2 separate regions of the Homo sapiens genome follow, and region 1 is linked to region 2. The links are chromatin contacts, found by Hi-C in ENCODE. All regions are on one chromosome and are shown on one strand. Each heading gives the region's core, a stretch centred on a gene start or an enhancer-like site at or near the end of the contact. The rest is flanking DNA. Distances are from core to core; before and after follow the strand shown.

The links. Hi-C counts contacts between places; a loop is a spot of excess contacts on that map. Pooled maps may share reads with other maps.
Region 1: a map with no recorded cell type shows a loop between it and region 2 (8-fold over the local background). The contact joins the promoter of INHBB here to the promoter of EN1 in region 2. A Hi-C loop is called at or near these places in 2 of 37 single-sample maps with no recorded cell type and 5 of 50 pooled maps.

Annotation. Positions count from the first base shown.
Region 1 is chr2:120,342,328-120,347,421 of GRCh38, forward strand. INHBB (inhibin subunit beta B) reads left to right here and starts at 3,809. Exons shown (of 2, transcript NM_002193.4): 1 at 3,809-4,309. The coding sequence starts at 3,862. It overlaps LOC105373989 (putative cuticle collagen 91), which reads left to right. Exons shown (of 3, transcript XM_047446882.1): 2 at 1,595-1,700; 3 at 2,560-3,666. The coding sequence ends at 3,587. RefSeq lists a cis regulatory region at 961-1,451.
Region 2 is chr2:118,844,936-118,850,168 of GRCh38, forward strand. It overlaps EN1 (engrailed homeobox 1), which reads right to left and starts at 2,713. Exons shown (of 2, transcript NM_001426.4): 1 at 1,371-2,713. The coding sequence starts at 2,232. RefSeq lists enhancers at 1-381, 382-1,031 and a silencer at 298-592.

The DNA of each region.
Region 1 (5,094 bases), core at 2,559-5,058, 1.5 Mb after region 2:
CTGCTTGGAGGGTGTTGGCTACGGCACTGATGTGCATTATTGTATTCAAAACTGACAGACGCAGTCACATCCTTAGCCGAGATGGAAGGCTGAGTTTACCAGTACAAGGAGAACCAAGCTCGATGCTAAATGAGGCTTTGAAGCAACAGGAACAGGTCCTTGCCCCTCAGGAGGGGAAGGGGAGCCCCCCCCAGAAACACAAGGTGATTTGGAAGAACTCAATTTACACCCTTGGCTCCCGTGGGCTGGGGGATCAGCAGAGGGCAGGATAATCCCAGCTTCTCGAGCAGATGGTTTCTGACTACCGCTTGACCCAGTTCCCTCCCAGCAGATGACTGGCAGCGGGGCTGACAGCTCCTCCACTAGGGGAGCAAAGTGTGGACCCTCCTCCCAACCTCCTCTTCCCTCCTCCCACCAGCAAGGACACGGCGGCTTTTGCCCCTCCCTGGTGCCAGGTCAATGGGCAGGATGCTGCATCTTCTTGAAGGCTTGAAGGCAGGGAAACCTCACCCATATTCTCTCCCTTTCCACAGCCCTGTCCAGCCCAGGTGGGGCTGACAATGAGAAGGGCTGGCCAGGAACACTCCTGTGAGGGCTTGTGTTGGGGAGTGGGGGTTGTGAACTCCTTCATTGGCTTTATGGCTTCTCTCATTTCTTCATTCAATCATTACTTCAATAAGTTCTCCCTGATCATCTGCCAGGTCTGGCACCAGATAGGGCCCAGGAAGTCTGCTTCCCATGCAGGAGACAGACAAGGGAGGAGATAACAGCCAGGCACTGGGCTGAGAGCCTCACTCAGGTAAAAAACTATACAGGGCACAACCGGGTCAGGGAAGGCTTCGCCAAGGAGGAGAGACTGGGCTGACTCTGAGAGCCTGAGAATGAGTTTGTCAAGTAGCTGGTGGCTGTGGTGACGGAGACAGCCGGGTGGGCAGATGCAAGCAAAACCAGGAGGTGGCCAGCCTGGCTCAAGGCCACCATGCAGGAGGTGCTTCCCAGGAGGCAGAAGCTCCCGGGCCACAGGCTCCCAGGCAGGGCAAGGGCAACCTGATGGGAGAGCAGAGACTCTGGCCCTGGTGGAGATTCTAAGGAGGCAGAAGGGCTGCCATCTCGGGGATCCTCCTGGATCCCTGCTTCTGACTTCGGTCGGCAAACTCACACCCGCCCTAGTTTTGCCCGCCAGCTTCGGGTCGGTTCCTCCGATTGGGAGGGAGGGGGCGCTCGGCTTCCAGACTTGCAGGCCGCCGCGGGCCTGCGGTCCCGGCCGAGCTCCACGGTGGCAGGGCTGGCCCGAGAGACTGGCGGTGGGAGGCGGGGGCAGGAGGCCACGCTCCGCCTCCGACGTCCCCGATTCCCCAATATCCTGGGAAAGCCAGGATGAACTCCCATCGTGCTTCTGCCTTGAGTCTAGCCCGTTGCGAGGGAACGGGGTACGGCTCCGTGTCCTGTGGGCATTGTCATGCGGCCCCAGACCCGGGTGGGGGCGTGAAGAAGGACAGAGGAGCGCATTGCACTTGGGGCCCCGGACGGGTCTGAAAGTCAAGTTTCCACTGACAGTGTTCCTTGTCCGGTGGCCTGAGAACGGTGACCCTAGAACCATCCTTTATCGGGTTGTGTGAAGAGCCTGGCCCAGTTGCCTCGCTGGGCCTCCCACCCAGCCCCTGTGATACAGGTGTTACTGTCCCTTCACAGAAGAAGAGGTAGGCGATAGGAAAGGTGAGGACTCTATCCAAGGTCACTCCTGCAAAGCTGGCAGTGGCTGAGCCCGAGTGGAACCCGGGTCTGAGTGAAGCCAAAGTTTGTCTGCTGGCGAAAGTGGGAATTCCCTGGGGGTGGGGGTGGGGGTGGGGTACTGTAGACCCTGCCAGCCCCTCAAGCCCTGAGGCTCAGTGGCCTCCGGGCCGCGCGCCTGGGATCCCGCACAATCGGGGCGTTCCTCCTGGCCCAGCAGACGCAGCCGCTGGCCAGGCCTCCAGTGGCTACTGCCTTCCCGCCCTCCAGCTCGCAGGGTCCACGCCTCGGCCAGTGCGACGGCGGCCCGGGGAGCTGGGTGAGGGCACTGCAGCCCCAGAGCGGCAGCCGCCGGCGGAGCCTGCCTCTGGCATCCCAGGCCGCGCCGCACCCCGCTCGCCTCGCCAGGCTCGGCCGCGAGGGAGCGCCCCGGGAGGGCCGGGGGCGGCCACGGCGGCGGGAGTCGCCTCTGCTGGTTGGGGAGGGCGGCAGCTGGGACAGAGGCAGGGCCTGCGCGGCGGCGGGGAGGCGGGAGTGGGCCGGGAGGAGCGCCTGGGTCCAGCGCCTGGAACCCGTCGGTGCCGCCGGCCGCCCAGCTGGGCAAGGGTCCGGGGCGCCCACGTGGTGGGAAAGTTTCGAGGTAGCAAAAGTAGCCCGGCATTGCGGGGGGTGGGAGGGGAGAGGAGGGGAGGGGAGAGGGCCGGCTCGCCCCTCCTTCTCGGGAAGGCAGAAAGGAAAAAAGCGGTGGGAAGCAGGGGTGAGCGCGGGGAGCGGGCAGCCCCAACCTGAACAGATTCCGCTTTCTCCTCCTCCCCCCACCCCGGGAAGCTCGAGCGGGGAGGTACGGACCGTCTCCTCTCGCACGGGCAGGACGACACCCTCCCTCCCCCCCTTTTTTCTGCCAACGTCTATCTCAACGCGCGCGCACATACGGAGATTGTGCGGCTTTTTTCCCCCTTGGGAGAAAAAACGGGGAGAGTAAAAGAAGAGAGACCAAAGAGAAGAACTCCTCCTCGGCGAGCTCCGCACTCCGTGCCGCGGCCCGGCGCGGGGACGCCGCCGCCGCCCGCCCGCTCTCTCCCGGCCCTGCGGCGGGTGCCAGTACGAGCGCGAGCGAGGGCACTGCACCCGGGGACGCTGCGAGACTTTTCGGCGCTCGAGCCGACCTCGCCGCCGCCGCGGCAGGCAGAAGAGACAGGAGCGAGAAGGGCCCTGCCTCCCCCTCGCCTTCCTCGCCCGGCGCCCCGCGCCCGGCCGGGCCGCGCAGGCAGGCGGAGGGAAGGAGGGAGGCTGCGAGGAGGCGGGCGGAGCAGAGGCCCCGGCGAAGCGCGCTGCGGCCGCCCGCCCGTGGATGCGGCGCCCAGGGATCCTGGAGACAACTTTGCCGTGTGACGCGCCGGGAGGACTGCAGGGCCCGCGGCCGAGGGCTCGGCGCCGCCTGTGAGCGGGCCCGCGCGGCCGGCTCTCCCGGGCACCAAGCTTGCTCCGCGCCACTGCCCGCCGGCCCGCGGCGAGGACGACCTGCCCGTCTCCGCCGCCGGCGGCCCTTCCTGGCGCGAGGCAGTGAGGGCGAGGCGCTCAGGTGCGAGCGCGGGGCCCCGCCGCAGCGCCCGCCGCAGCGCCGCGCCAAGCCGCGCCCGGCTCCGCTCCGGGGGGCTCCAGCGCCTTCGCTTCCGTCTCAGCCAAGTTGCGTGGACCCGCTCTTTCGCCACCTTCCCCAGCCGCCGGCCGAACCGCCGCTCCCACTGACGCTGCTTTCGCTTCACCCGAACCGGGGCTGCGGGGCCCCCGACGCGGAAAGGATGGGGAGAAGGCTGCAGATGCCGAGGCGCCCCGAGACGCCCGTGCGGCAGTGACCCGCGACCTCCGCCCCGCCCGGCGCGCCCCTCGGGCCCCCGGGGCCCTCGGCGCCCCTTCCCTGCCGCGCGGGAACCCCCGAGGCCCGGCCGGCCCCCTCCCCCTGCGAGCCGGCGGCAGCCCTCCCGGCGGGCGGGCGGGCGGAGGCCCGGGCGGGCGCGGGCGCGGGCGGGGGCGGGGCGGGGCGGCGCGCCCGGAGCCCGGAGCCCGGCCCTGCGCTCGGCTCGACTCGGCTCGCCTCGCGGCGGGCGCCCTCGTCGCCAGCGGCGCACCATGGACGGGCTGCCCGGTCGGGCGCTGGGGGCCGCCTGCCTTCTGCTGCTGGCGGCCGGCTGGCTGGGGCCTGAGGCCTGGGGCTCACCCACGCCCCCGCCGACGCCTGCCGCGCCGCCGCCACCCCCGCCACCCGGATCCCCGGGTGGCTCGCAGGACACCTGTACGTCGTGCGGCGGCTTCCGGCGGCCAGAGGAGCTCGGCCGAGTGGACGGCGACTTCCTGGAGGCGGTGAAGCGGCACATCTTGAGCCGCCTGCAGATGCGGGGCCGGCCCAACATCACGCACGCCGTGCCTAAGGCCGCCATGGTCACGGCCCTGCGCAAGCTGCACGCGGGCAAGGTGCGCGAGGACGGCCGCGTGGAGATCCCGCACCTCGACGGCCACGCCAGCCCGGGCGCCGACGGCCAGGAGCGCGTTTCCGAAATCATCAGCTTCGCCGAGACAGGTGGGTCCGGCCCTCCGGCTGTCTGCCGCGGTCCCCGCTCGCTCCCGCTCTCCCTCTCCTTGCTAGCTCCGGCTGCCACCGCCGCCACCGCAGCCCGCGCGCCCTGGGGCAGCCTGGACTCCCGGCAGAGCTCCTTCGGCCGTGGCCCTGCGCGCTCCGCCCGGGTTGCAGTCCTCTTCCCCCAGGCCGCAGACCCTTGCCTGCTGCCTCAACCCCCCGCCGCCGATCGCCTGGCCCTCCACCCCTGCTCTCCGGAATCGGGCCCCAGCGCCTCTGGGCGCGCGTCCCCCTCCCGGCAGATGCGCGCGGCCCTGGCTCTGCGGGCACTTGCTTGGTGATTGCTTAATGTTTTTGTTTCCCACGATCGGAGTGTAGGCTTAGCAGTGTGGATGGAGATGTGTGTGCTTGTTGATATACGTGGGCCGGAGGAGAGAGAGAGTGTGTGTGTATCTGTGTGTGTGTCTGTGTGTGTGTGTGCCTGCGTGAGAGGCCCCTGGGGCCGCTTCCATCACCGGCGGCGTGGGCTTGCCAGGATTGCTGAAGCCTCGCTGGGGAGAGCTAGGCAACCTCTCTTCCGATTGTGTGGGCACCGGAATCGGGCGGAAGGCAGGCTTCTCAACAGGTCCATCATTTACACAGAGAAAGCCGCGGTTCGGGGACAGCCCCGTGCCTCTCGGCTTGCCTGGCAGCTGCAGCAGACCCCTCGCCCGAGAGGCAGAGTCGTAGTTAACAAAGGGTATGGCTCCTTTCTGGAATCCGCCCCCCCCCCCGGCCCCAGATTGCAA
Region 2 (5,233 bases), core at 1,463-3,962:
GAAATGCACACAGCCCCAAAAAGGCCCCACTGCCCGTTCTGCATCCGGGACATGTTGAAGTGTTGTTGTATGTGTGTGCAGAGGCACGGACTCTTGTAATAAAATCGTTCCTAGTCTCCCGGCCAGCCCGAGCCGTGCAGCCTGACAGCTCAATCACTCTATCCATCAGGCGAGTCAATCAAAGCAGCTTTTCGGAGGTTCAGGGAGCCCGACGTGTCAATAACGGGGCTCGAGATGGCGGGAGCTGATAGTGCGCATCGATCCGCGCCCGGCCGGCAGCTGTGGGGCGGCGAGAGACCAGCCAGAGGAAAGCGGCGCGTGGCTACGTTGTTCCCGGCCCCCTGCCGGACCGGGTGTCTGGAGTGCTGATCTTGGGCCAAAGCTTCTGCCGCTCTCCCAGACACTGCGGGCCGGGGCGTCAGGCAGGCCTTGGCCTTCTCTCCCGGAGCCCAGCTCAGGTCTCCTCCTCGGGTTCGCCAAGCGCGAGGGGCACACGGAAAAGTGGTGGAAGGAAAGCCGAGAAAAACAGGCCTACGGATGCCAGAAGTCTGCTGGATGTGCGGGTGAAAAAAGGAAAGCGCCGCGCGGGGAGGATGCGGGAACCGTTCCGCGGAGAAGCTACGGAGGAAACTGGCTCTCATGCCCTTGGACACGCTTCCTGGCCTGAGCCTGACCTGTTTTCTCTCCTCTCCCACTGTTTTTCAGCTCCAGAAAACCAGGGGCTGCCAGCACCCACCTTTTTGGCAACTGCCTTTCCCTGGTTTCTACCCACCCGGGTCAGACTCTTTTCGCTACCCAGCCGGGGGAGAGGGACGGCTTTCAGACGCTTTCCTCCCTGTCTTCCTGTGTTTCCCATGTTTATCAATGTAAACGGTCTCTCCGCAGAAAATATCGAGATGGTGTTTGTGTCTGTAAGGACACACAGTGAATATAATTTTTCTGAACAAGGCCTTCTCTGGTCAAATCTGGCCTTCGGACGATCAGGCTGGTGGGATTTCAGACACACATCACTAGGCCCACCTTCCTGCCTTATCTAAACACCCTGGAAAGAAAATCACTGACTATGTACTTTTCCTAAGAATAATAAAGATAAGAGACAAAGAAGGCCCCAGGGATTCAGAGTTCAAAATCAAAGAATCGAGACCCGAGCCTCCTGTGCCACGAGCTGTAGCTTCTCGGGTGGTGGCCGCAGAGGCCAGGATCGCATAGCTGGATGAACATTCGGTTGTGACTGGAACTGGGGTGAGGAAGCAGGCGTGAGAGACTGGAGTACCCGAGGCCGGGTTTGCTCTCCCTAGCGCCGCAGCTTGGCGTTCTGGGGCGGTCCGCGGGGCCAGAAGGCATGGCGCAGCCCGGAGTTGGGTACTCACCGGAGGATGGACGATCCGAATAACGTGTGCAGTACACCCAGGCGGGCCATACGAGAGGCTGCTGCGAGTCAGTTTTGACCACGGGCCCGCCGTTGGCTGAGCCCATAAGTAGGATAGCCGGGTTGCCGTGCTCCGGGTATTTGGTGCCCTGCGCTCCGGGGCTCCCCGCGCCGCCTCCACTGCCGCCGCCACCGGTGTCCGAGGGCTTGGCTGCTGCGGCCGCCGCCGCCGCCGCCACTGCCGCCGCGGCCGCCGCCGCCGCCGCAGCCGGGTTCCCAGCTTTAGACGCGCCCGCGCCGGCGGCGGCTGGCTGGGAGCCGTCGGGTGGGCCACAGTTCGCGTCCGGGGCGCACAGGAGCGAGGCAGCGCCTGGCGCCCGGGTGCCCAACGGGTGGACAGGGTCTCTACCTGCGGCAGTCTGGCCTCTGTCACGCTCGACCCGGCCTCCTCCTCCTGCGCCTCCTCTGGCCGCCGCAGCCACCAGAAGCTGCGGTGGCGGCTGCTCCTTTTTGCAGCCGAAGTCCGGCCTCAGGATGTTGTCGATGAAAAAGTTGGTGGTGCGGTGCAGCTGGGCCGCTGGCTGCGGCTGGTGAGCAGGCGCCGCGAGATGCTGAGGCGGCGGGGGCGGGGGGTGTGGGGGGAGGTGCGGGTGGTGGGCCAGGGGCGGCAGGCAAGGCGCCGCGGGCGGCGAGGGGGGCGCAGGCTGCGGGGACACCGGCACGCTGTCTCCATCGCTGCCGCTGCCGCTGCTGCCGCTGGCGCCCGGACTGAGGCTCAGGCTGAGGCCGCCCGGAGTCGCCGCCGCCGCCGCGCCGAGGGCCGAGTCGCGCTGACTTTTAGGTTCCGGCTGCTGTTCTTCCATGCTCGGCCGCCCCGCCGCCCCGGCCGCCGCGCCGGCCCCCGCCCCCACCGCCTCGCTCCCCACCCCACTTTGCCAGCGGCCCGTGGGGGTGCGCGGAGGAAGGAGGCAGGCGAAGCCTCAGCGAAGGCACGGGGCGGGTGCAGGAAAAAAGCTCAGGCGTCTGGCCTGGATCGCTCGTTCTTATCTAGCAGATAGATCTCGCTGTCTCTCCCTCTCTAATTTGTAGACATCCAGATATGGAGACACTTGGCTATTTCTTTTTTCTTTCTGCAACCAGATTCAATGATTTGATTTAAATGGGGAGTAAGCCACGGCCAAAAAAATGAAGGAAAAAAAGAAAAAGAAAAGGAAAAAGAAAGCAAGAAAAAAAGCTCCAATAATTTTTTTCTTAAAGGGAAAAAAATAGTATTTAAAGTCTAGCCATCTTCCTAGGCAGTAGTGAGGGGTTTGACTTCCCCGAGTGTCACGCTCAGCTGTGCCCAGAGCGTGAGGCTGGCAGCGCCTTTAATCGCCTTTGCTTTTTTTGCAGGGAGAGCGCGTCTCCGCCAGCGCCGGGCTGTTTTTTTTTTTTTTTTTTTTTTTTTTTTTTTCAAATCTCTGACAGCTCGGATCTTTGCACAAACTCTCTCGCTTAAAAAAAAAATCACCCAGGCACACTTTTTGCCTTCAAACCGGAAGCACGTGAGTCAGGGCCGCACGTGTGCGGAGCCAATGGCGAGCCGGGACTCGCGCTGACACTCGGGCCTCGGCCCAATGGGCGCGCGCGGGACTTTGCGGATAAATAATCCGGGGGCGTCAACCGCTGGCGGAGAGGGGGCGCCTCGGCGCTGGCCCTGTGCGTCGGGTCCGCCCTCCCCCACCCGCGCCCGCACCCGCGTCCCTCCCCCTCCTTCAGGCCGGGACTCAGGAGGGGGCAGAAGAAACCCGGGAGGGGTGAATTTTGGGATGTAGGCAAATGGAGAAGCAACTCCATAAACAACTTGTTAGAGAAATGCAGGATTATGGGTCTGTGAGCTACGGGAGCAGGGGCAGTAGGCAGGAGCCTGGCTGTTTTGCACCCCCACGCCTAAGAAACTCAGCTTTTTATTTTCTCCTCTGTCTCTGGTTGCTGTTATTGAAGGATGGGTGGTTGTTGTCACTGCCGGTTTGTGTGTTTGTGGGTGGGTGTGGGTTTGGGTGTGTGTAGTGGAGGGAGGGGGAGTGAGACAGGGAGGTCGGTGATGTGAAATAGACCTAGAGTTGGTTACTTTCAGAGGCGCAATTTGTTTTTCACAAATAGCAAAATCTGAAAGGCCCGCTGCGCCTAGCTAGCGTCGCACGTTTACGTTTGTACGTCTCCTGCCGGCCCGCTGCATTGCTTTCCCTTTGTGGGGAATCCGCACCCATGCCCTTCCCGGTCCAGACTTTCGACAACACCCTGGAGCTGCCCTGGCGCCATAGAGCCAAGCCCAGAGGGCTAGGAATAGCCCCAGAGCCAGTTGCCTGGACCTTCCCTGGCAGTGGGAGTCCGGGCAACGCAGATTAATCTCAGGAGGGCCCCGGGGCCGGCGAGTCAGAACGCGGATGCGCGCTAGGCCCTAGCTTTTAGAGTTCAGGGTAACCTCTGTGTTAGATTTCCCTGCAAAGTAAAATCAAATAAATGAAAGCGCTGCACCCCAAGTATTTGCCCTGGCTAGCTGAAGTTGTGAACAGGGAGTTTCCCTCAATTGCCGGGTGACTGAATTTCCTGGGATTGCTCCCAACTCCCTGGGTGCCTCCGGCTCCAGCTCTGTGCGTTCTTCCCTAGTTTGAGGGAAATGCCGTTCCTCCAGCTGCTATCATTCTCCCGTCTGCCGATCTCTTTTTCGCTATTTCCTGGTCGAGGCACCCCCAAAATTTTCTCATAACCGGGAATGTGAGGGACGGGGGTGGCGTGTGGACTGAAGCTCTAGGCACCTGCGGGACTTGTCTCCGGATTCGTTTTGGAGGACCAGTATCCGACTATGCTGAAGCCTGCGGTGGCCGAGAAAGGCGTCAGCAAACGAGGCCTTCGGGGGTGTCATCTTAGAGCTCCAGCGGACCTCCTCGCCCTGAACGCCCTCCGCAACTGGGACAGTAGAGAAAGGATCCCTTTGGAAATATTGTCTATTTGTGACATGCGAAAGAATCCCCCTACCTCCAGTTTTCCAGAAAAGTCACAGAGGGTTAGGCTAGGAGGAACATGCAACTAAACCCACAACAAGCCGAACCACCACCACAGTAGCTGAAGTTTCTCAAAAGGGCTGGTGGAGAGCAGGAATTTATATTGCTCACCGCATCTTGGGAGCAGGCGAGGGTCCCCCGATTTCCGGGGCTGAGTTCCCGGCTAGACTTGCGCTGCAGCCTAGGGGAGAAAACCTCTCTCCCTAACGCTGCGCTGCAGTCTTCTCTACCTTCCCAAGCCGCCTCCAACCCCACCTTGGAGTCTCCCGAGTCCTCTTCAGTAGCACACCCAAGGGCTCCCCGAAATCTCCAGGCGCCCCCACCCCTTCTCCCCGAAATGGGGGTGGGATTTTATTTATATTTAAGTTCGCAAAATTGAAATCTTTATCCCGCAAGCAAGCGTGGGTACTTAATTAAATTCTAATTAGGACACTATCAATATCCTATTTAGCTGCGTAGCTTTTGTGCGCCGCGGTCCCTTTCAGCGCGGTAAATAGGGTCTCGACGCCTTATCTCGCCTGCAGGAGACGCCTCGAGAAGGGCTGCGGAAGATAATTTATAGGTTTTAATTACTCTTCATTCCGCCTGATCAGCTTGGCGTTCATCACAGGCCTGTGAATAAAACCCTGGTCAAAAGCTCTGTCACATCGCGCTGGCAAGACGCTTAATCAAAGTGAGCGGCCCCGCGCGCCGCGCGGCCCGGCTCCTCCACGTAATTTCCAGCCAGCTGATAAAGCCAGCTGAATAATACGGCGGCCCTTTGGAGACACCATTTACAGAAATGACTTTATTGACGGCTTAACGTCGGTAATTCATTTTA